3 separate regions of the Homo sapiens genome follow, and all the other regions are linked to region 1. Evidence: chromatin contacts called from ENCODE Hi-C or POLR2A ChIA-PET data. All regions are on one chromosome and are shown on one strand. Each heading gives the region's core, a stretch centred on a gene start or an enhancer-like site at or near the end of the contact. The rest is flanking DNA. Distances are from core to core; before and after follow the strand shown. Region 1 holds the start of FAM135A (family with sequence similarity 135 member A). Region 2 holds the start of COL19A1 (collagen type XIX alpha 1 chain). Region 3 has its middle 210 kb from the start of LMBRD1.

Region 1 (2,771 bases), core at 76-2,575:
CTTTGGAAGGCCAAGGCGGGTGGATCACCTAAGGTCAGGAGTTCGAAACCAGCCTGACCAATATGGTGAGACCACGTCTCTACTAACAATACAAAAAGTAGTCAGGCGTGGTGGTGTGCGCCTGTAGTCCCAGCTACTAGGGAGGCTGAGACAGGAGAATTGCTTGAACTCCGGAGGCAGAGGTTGCAGTGAGCCGAGATCACATTACTGCACTCCCGCCTGGGCGACGGAGCAATGCTCTGTCTCACACACACACTCGAAAAAAAAAAAAACTGGTACAAAGATATATTCAAAACCTGTCCCCTAAATGGCCTACGTTACAAGACCTCACCATTACTTTCAAATGAATGCACAAAGCTTTTCCCTTCTAATTCATTCTTATTGTGGTAAAATATACATAACAGAAAATTTACCATTTTAACCATTTTTAAGTGCACAGTTCAGTAGCATTATGTCCATTCATTGTTGTGCAACCAACACCACTATCCATCCTAGATTCATTTTTAAAACAAGAGTCGCAGCTGAAATTTTCCTTTCATTAACTCAGCTTTAGCAACATACTGAACTTTATGCACCACAAAAGTTTTTGCCAGATAAGGTTCAGAAACAGGGAAGAGTGAAATAAATCAATGATCCTTCGTGGGCTTCTGTTAACGGAATGTATTAGCGAAAGGCTTCACTTCATCAGCCCCCTCCCGCCCTTTTTGGCGTCATAAACCAAGAAACAACCAGATCAGCACCCACATCTCCCAAGATGCAAACACTGGGTCCCGAAAGGCATCTGTCCTGCCCCGGCGCAGATCCCCTGCAGCCTCCTTTCCTACTGCACAAATCGACTAGCGCAGGGACCGGGCTCTCTACCCGGGACTGCACGGAGGAGCTAAAGAGAGAAAAGGAGAAACAACATTGTGAGAAAAACGGCTAAAGTTCTCGAACTCCGTGTTTTTGCCCTCTTCTTGTTCACTACTCTTCAACCACCTCCAAGTTCCATCCCTTAAACCCACAAGCGAGCCCCTTTTCTTGACGCGCGCCTTTTATTGACGCAAACCTCCCGTTCTCGCGGGAACTTGGGAACGGGAGCCTGGTAGGGAGGACAAATCTCTCGAAATCTCAGTTGGCGCTGGAGCTGGAGGGGCAGTTGAAGCTCCTGAAGGGCGGGGCACGGAGCTTGAAGGGGCGGGGCCTAGCCTCAGAGAGGGGAGGGAAGAGGCGGGAGGAGGAGGTGAGAGAGGCCGGGGGCGGGGCCGTGCGGCCGGGGACCTGTTGATCGCAGGTATAGCCGGCTGGCCCGGGCTCCCTCGGGACTGGGGCGACTGCGCATGCTCGCTGGCCGCGCTGGGCCAGTAGCCGAGCCGCGGTGACGAACCGGCTCCGCGGTTGCGGTGTTTGCGGTTGCTGTGATGGCGATGTGAGGGGGCCCGGGGCGGGATGGTGCTGACCCGGGTCGGGCCGTCTTCTTGCAGCTGGACAACGAGCTCCTCCGTTCGACAGGCGGGGGAAGAGGCCGAGCCGGGCGAGAGGTAACCCCCTTACTGTCCCCTCTGGCTCCCCCGGCTCCCGACACCCACGACCCCTCCCTCCGTCCCTCTTGCCCAGGGGCCAGGAAGGAAGCGGCCTCCTCTTCGTCCGCCGTTCGCCCGCCGCGGCCCCTCACCCGACTGCTGGCGGTCGGAGCCTGGCCCCGGCCCCGTTGAAGGTCGGTGGGGACGGCGGTGCGGAGCGCTCTGAGGGAGGCGAGGGGCCGCGGCGCGCTGCTCTCCCGGTGCCCGCGGCCGCCCCTGCCCCTGCGCGCGTCCCTCGACCCGTTCTTCCTGAACCTCGCGCCTAGCGTGTTTGCCCTTCACCCCTGCTCCATCTTCGTCGCTCTGTCCCTCCTTTACCCGCTTTCGTGGTTCTGCTTTTTCATCCCGCGCCTCCCACGTGTCTTTTTGCCCGGGTGGTCCCTCCTTGGGAAGCAGCGTATCTCTGTGCTTCCATCCCTTGCCTGGCTCTTCCCTGTCCGGAGCTCCTTACCCTGGCCGACCAGGTTTCTCACTCTTGTTACCTCCATAATTTCTTCCTTGGTTTTATTTTCCTCTCATCCACCTCCTTTCGGTACTTCCTCCTGGTTCCCTTTTTGTTAGTTGCCGATTGTGTTTTGCTTTAGCATCGCTTTGCATTGGAGTTCATTCCATGCCCCATCTTAGCTTCGGAAACCCTCACTGCCTTCTCTTTCCTCTGGTACCCTGCTTCATCGCTTTCTGTCTAATGGCCCCTATCCTCACGTCCTTTTCCATTCTGCACCCAGTGAGTCTCTAATCTTAATTTTTTCCCCTCCAAAACTCTTCCACCCTCCCCCCCCCATTTGTATAAGTCAAGCCTCTTAACTTCATTCCATTTGTTTTACTTTTTATTAAATCTCTGAAGACTTCTTTGTGACATACCCTTCTAGTCCTTGCTGCTTTCTGCCTAAGCTAGGTATCCACTCAATGTTTCTAGTTCATCTTCCAGTTTAATAACATTTCTTCTTTCTTTACCGGTTGGTGGAAGTATCATCAAAAGAGTGACAGTAGCAACAAATCGGTTACACTTACTGATTAAAGCTTTAATTTTTAAGAATTATGTTTACCTGGCATGCCTGGGAAAGCAACTTGAGTACAGACTAAATGAAACTATAATGGGTTAAGACTTGTTAAAGGTTGACCTACAAACATACACTTAAAATTTGGAAATTTTCTTGTCCTCCATTAGGTGTAGCTGTCCAAGAACTAATCTTAAATGAAATTTAACAG
Region 2 (2,700 bases), core at 161-2,660, 550 kb before region 1:
TCAATTCATTAGTGATGGCAAGGTATATAAAGTAAAATTGCTTAGAGAAAGAAAAAAATCAAATGGGATAATACTTCAAAAAAATAGAGACTGATCACCAAAAGTCTAATGAAGGTTTGTGAATCATGTTTTTCAAATGGCCATTTGAGTAGCGTGACTCATGCAATATCCTCCCTCCTTGGCCTCTTTCCACAGTCAGCCAAAAATTAGTGATGAAAATCATATGAGAAGGAAATGTATCAAGTGGTTTTAAATCCTGACATAGAAACATGGTTTGCATCACCATGAATGCCGAACTCTAAAACTGCAGGTATCTTGATTAGGTTGAGAGAGAAGTTTAAAAATCACAAGTGATACTTTAATGGTTTCACTCCAATGAAGTGGAAAGGAGCTATCTTTTAACATTTTTCTTAACATCTTTATTTTTTGCCTGCCTGATTTTATTTATTCCTTGATCTGTGAGCTCTGATATGTGAAGTGTATTTCTATGGTTCTAAGGTAACTTTTAAGCTTGATGATTTTCACCATTGTGGATCAATAATATAATTTATCCTATTTCTCCCACTGTGGCAATACTGAAATAAAAATGTAAAACCAGTTTATCTGTTTTCTAATGCCTGGTTTACTCTTCTGAATTCTATAAATCATTCTGTTTTTCATATATACACATACATATGCATACACTATATGTATACATATAAATTTACTATATATGTATATATACCTACAAATATATATGCCTACAAGTATCCATATATACCTCCTATATATGTATATAAACCTACTATATATGCCTACAAATATATATATACTCTCTCTACACACACATACATGCACCTACACAGAAATCTGCAGGAAAATGACACTTTCACATATTCAAAGGGATCCCAAAAGAGTTCAAAAGCCAAGATTGGAAGCACCAACCCATGGAAAGATGTATTTAAAATCACAAAATACTTCTGTGGACACTGAGAAAAACCAAGCCACACAAACGTTTACATATGAGCGTGATTAGAAGGTGGGCAGACTGCCTTAATCAACTTTATATAAACTCTTGACATAAAAGTGAAAAAATGAAACATAAATGATATATTTTCTTAGCTCAACCGTTAAAAAGCCAATTACCTACTCGTGAACGTTTGCCACATACAATAATACTTTGAAGACACTTCATGATCAGAAGTGAGAAACTCTAGGCATTTGCATCCAACCGTCATTTTATCTGTGAAACTGCTAGTAAAACATAAACCTGAAAGGCATTACTCCCAGCTCTAAGGCGACATCGCTGTCATTAAAGAAAACCTGTGCCTGAGTTGGCTGAGTACCTTCTTGCAGAGTCCTCTGTCCTCGCGGAGTGGGAGGGTCACACTGGGAGAGACTAATAAGGGCAGAGATGCGTCCCCCTTCCCCACTCGCAGGGAGCTCACTCCTCGGCGGTGCCGCAGCCCTGTCCGGACTCCACTGCGCCTCTGAGGGGCTCAAATACGAATTCAAGGTAAGCTGCGCGGCTTTGCGACCGGCTCTGCACTTGCCCTCTCACACATGCCCGGGCTATGTCATCTGCTCGTGTTCCTAGTTATCTGTGTGCATCTGCTTTTCAAGAAAATGTAAAAACTGTGCTACACATGGAAATATGTTTAGGTGGATAAATAATGCACACCTGCATACGTTTCCATAGGGGCCTTAAGGATGGGACCAAAAACGTTTGGCAGGAGACGGCCACTCTCATGTGGTACATACCATGTAGTTCGTGTTCCTATGTTCACATGATGCAGGCTTCATGCGTTACACCTAAGTTCTAGGTGGTTTTTCTGGCTATGTGTGTCTGTGAAGCGGAACTATGGAGCACTGCTGATGCGGGTAGGGACAGACATCAAATACATTACAAAAAAAATGGGGGGTTAAAGGAGTAAAACAAACTCACTATCAATTCATGCCGTTAGAGCGCTTTTTTTTTTTTTTTTTGACGGTGTTAGCCCTGGAAGCGAGGCAGCCAGTTAAGCGGCGTAAGCTAAGAGACGCGGGGTTCCGGTGCGGTGCCCTCCGGCCCGGGGTTACCTACTCCACATGTGGGTGTTTTTCCCAAGTGCGGCTTCTGGGGGGCGGCGCGGGCGCGGGCGGGGATTCCCGGACTCCAGCCCCACCACGTTCCGGAGCGTCCGGCCCTGTTCCTTAATTACCCTGCAGCATGCGCAGCGCGGTCGGCCACAGCGCCGCCGCCGTCCCCGCAGTCCTCCCTGCAGCCACCGCCGCCGCCGCCGGAACGTCCCAGTCGCGGCGCGAGGAAGACGCGGCCCCAGCCTCTGCCGCCTCCGCTGTCAGAGTCCCGAGGCCACCGCCGAGAGCGCGCCGGCGCCGCAGCCACAGCGGCCGAGAACCAGGAGGCGGCGCCGGGCGGCCCAGCTAGGGCGCTGCAGGGTCGCGAGGAAGTTTGTTGGCCCGGAACCAAGCACGCCGTCGGGCACGCTAGCTCCCCGAGAGCAGGCGGGCGCGTAAGCGAACCCCCTTAGAGGTTACGGAGGGAGCGGGAAGCCGGCAAGAGGGTGGGCAGAGGAGCTGGGGGACAGGCGGGTGCCACAGGAGCCCCCGAGGAGCTTCATTTGATGAGAAGGTGAAGAGGCAGAGGGGACCAGCGTGCCTTGTCAGCCTCAGGGGACAGTGGGCTGGAGAGCAAAAAGAGGAGGGCCCAGAATGCTGATA
Region 3 (2,976 bases), core at 132-2,631, 830 kb before region 1:
TTTCAATTTTTCTTATTTTTGTCCCACATTAAGTAATATATTTTGCATAGTATTCAGAGCATACATACACATGTTTTACTAAACCAATGTCATTAAATAAAACGACTCATTCCTATGTGCAATGCATTCTAATATCATATGTTCTCTCCTACTTTTTTTTTAATGCTGGTTGCAACCTGCTAAATTGATTTCAATACCCACTAATAGGTCAGGACCTGCAGTTTGAAAAACACTGCTCTAGAGAGATTGATTTAGAGCGCAGTGTCACAGCTAATAAGTAAAATGATCAAGCCTGTGGAGGAGGTAAAGAGTAAAGAAAGTAGAAGACCATTCTGCATTTGGAAGGGGCAGGGTAGAAAGAATGGAATATGACGCTTGCAGACACATCCTTTATCAGCAGAATGAAACCAGCATGACCTCAGTTTAATACTAAACGAATGATCAACCCACACACATCACCACTTAGCAGTGTAGCAGTACAAATCATGGCTTTTCTGACAAGGAAAGAAGGAAAGAAGGAAAGAAGGAAAGAAGGAAGGAAGGAAGGAGGGAGGGAGGGAGGGAGGGAGGGAGGGAGGGAAGGAAGGAAGGAAGACGGGAGAAAAAGGGAGGAAGGGATAGAAGAACAATGGAAAGAAGGAAGGAAGGGAAGGAAGAAAGAAGGGAGGGAGAAAGGAAAGGAGGGAGGAAGAACATTTTAAATGTTTCTTTAGTATGTAATCCAGCAGCGAATTCAATGTAATTGCTATGAAAAACACCCATTTATTTCAGAAGCAATAATTGCTTTCCTGTGTCCTTTTGAGCTTAATTACACTAGTTCCTTTCCCCCACCATTACTTAGGCTGGAGTCTGGTTGCCTGATATGTGTTGTCAACACAGTAAGACTCATAAAATGAAAAAGAGTCATCTTGCAAGATCCAGCTGCTTCCATACACATTCACCTCCAGATTGTAGGCTAAATTCTGGCCACGTTGCATGCCATGAAATAAATCCAGACTCAGTGTTGAAGTTATGTGCTGAGACCCACAACGTTCCTAATGTTGTACTCAATTTTGTGAAGTCTGTGGTTAGATGACATTCTCCTTAGTCTCTCCCTCTTGTTCTCATCAAGTGGCAACTACCTCTTTTCTGGGAACATTCCACCTTCCTGCAAGGTTTCAGCCTTGGCATTTATTCCTTCTGCAGTTCTAAAGTTAGTAGAGAACTAGAAATATTTCATTTCCTTGATTATGCCTCCACTCTTTCAAATCACTCCCGGGAAATGTCAAAACCAGAAGAGAGATCTTGTAGATGGTGACTGAATTGAAATTGTGCAGAAGAGTGGCCTGTCTTAATGAAATAATCCAGGACACCCACATTAGCTGGTGAGTCTCTCAGCCGAAGGAAAGCATTTCCTCACTGGCTTTCGTGCTCAGGGGATAATATAACCCTCACTGGCTGTCTGGAAGGCCTCAATAGTCCAGGAAAGGCCAGCTGGAATCTCCAAGCTAATTAACCATGCCCTGCGTGGCAGATGCTCCTCACTGTGATTTCTTCAGCTGCAGAGTGAAAACCAGGAGTTCTATTTCTATTTTTAGTCACGTTTGTAATAATGAAATGAAAAATAAGTGACTTCTTGAACTCCTGTTACATGTCAGTCAGAGAGAGCAAATATAGCTCACTGTGACAGTTACTGAGTTAGAGCTAAAGAATTTCTCAGCAGTTCAGTGGTGTGAATTTGCACATTCTTAAAGCTGGTTGTTTCCTGGATGCACTGTCTCTGCAGATAAAATGTGAAACGTGGTGTGGAAGCATATTTGGCATTCACAGGTGACAATCAGATTCTTCTAAACCTAATTATAGCATAAAAGATGATCAGCAAAGAGCTGGATTCCTAAATGTGGTGGGTGGTGAGGCCGTGTCATTACCGCGAGACTTCCCTCTCACTTCCTCTCAGCCCCAGCCTCATAAACCTCAAAACCACCATGATGGAGAAGGGACAGTATGTTATATAAAATGAAAATTATCAGCCACTGGGGTCAAAAAGAAAATCTAAGACAGACAAGAAGTGCTTTTTAAAAAGCAGGGGAAATAAATGCAAATTGTTTCTAAATGTTACTTTTGATCCTTCTGGTAATTCATAAATAAAATATTACACCTGTTGTTTCCTGATTTGATTTTGTCTATTATTCTTTCATGTTGACATCCTAATCAGATTTTACTAAGGATCAGTTCTTTAATTTAGCAAATTATTTGGAAAGAAATAACTCGATAGACAGCATTTTAAAAGAATCATTCATAGCTCATAATAAAGTTTCCATTTTATGTCAGGGAATACCTAACTTGTAAAGACTACTTTAAGTTACTTCTATTATAGTGGCTTAATGTTCAATGTTCCATAGTACCTAAAAGATGATGCTCATACCATATCTTATATACACATACCTCTGAAGACAAGAGTAAAGCAAAAGAATTGGTTGTAAGACTATTTAAGGAACAAATCCCCAGTTTCCTTCCCTAATTGCAGCCAACCAACTGCTTTTCTCTCACCCAGCAGTAAACTAGAGGTTTCCCCCCAGAAAAGGTAAAGCAGACGACTGGACTGGCAGGTGCCAGGAACTGTTGCGAATGGGAAGATGGTACCTAAAACAAGGTTAAGAAAAAAATAATGTGTCTACCAAGTTCTCTCTTCTTCAAGTTATGTGCCCAGGACAGTTCATCACATTCTGATTAGGCATACTTTTAAAATCCAACCAAACTTAAAAAAAAAAAATTGGTAGAATCCAATAACCGGAGAGAAACAACTTTAAAACTTTACAGGTCATCCTAAAAAGAAACTAGATCCATAGAAATAATTAGTAAGTTTTGTTACACATTAAGCTCAGTCTCATGCTATATAAATAAACTATTCCAAACTGTTGGATTTTTTTAAGCATGCAGCTTTTTAAGTTTATCTTACCATGCTGGTGTAAACTAAATAACAACACCTATAAAATA

Evidence for each region. Hi-C counts contacts between places; a loop is a spot of excess contacts on that map. ChIA-PET counts read pairs that join two places held with the same protein, here RNA polymerase II (POLR2A). Pooled maps may share reads with other maps.
Region 2: a loop to region 1 is called in a map of B cell, with 4 times the contacts of the local background. The contact joins the promoter of COL19A1 here to the promoter of FAM135A in region 1. A Hi-C loop is called at or near these places in 1 of 168 maps with a recorded cell type or tissue (B cell), 8 of 37 single-sample maps with no recorded cell type and 10 of 50 pooled maps.
Region 3: a loop to region 1 is called in a pooled map, with 5 times the contacts of the local background. The contact joins the enhancer-like site here to the promoter of FAM135A in region 1. A Hi-C loop is called at or near these places in 1 of 37 single-sample maps with no recorded cell type and 2 of 50 pooled maps. POLR2A ChIA-PET finds 5 or more read pairs at or near these places in 1 of 52 experiments (H1).

What each region holds. Positions count from the first base shown.
Region 1 is chr6:70,412,183-70,414,953 of GRCh38, forward strand. It overlaps FAM135A (family with sequence similarity 135 member A), which reads left to right and starts at 1,326. Exons shown (of 22, transcript NM_001162529.3): 1 at 1,326-1,520. It overlaps FAM135A-AS1 (FAM135A antisense RNA 1), which reads right to left and starts at 1,776. Exons shown (of 2, transcript NR_147708.1): 1 at 1,655-1,776; 2 at 646-880. RefSeq lists silencers at 1,133-1,352, 1,693-1,842.
Region 2 is chr6:69,865,146-69,867,845 of GRCh38, forward strand. It overlaps COL19A1 (collagen type XIX alpha 1 chain), which reads left to right and starts at 1,411. Exons shown (of 51, transcript NM_001858.6): 1 at 1,411-1,495. RefSeq lists silencers at 2,049-2,098, 2,319-2,368, 2,379-2,448.
Region 3 is chr6:69,583,735-69,586,710 of GRCh38, forward strand. No RefSeq gene overlaps it. Among named protein-coding and RNA genes, the nearest start is that of LMBRD1, 210 kb to the right of the region's middle. Within about 2 kb of position 1,382, at least 2 of the 41 ENCODE cell types and tissues checked have a DNase peak (open chromatin) inside an H3K27ac peak, as active enhancers do.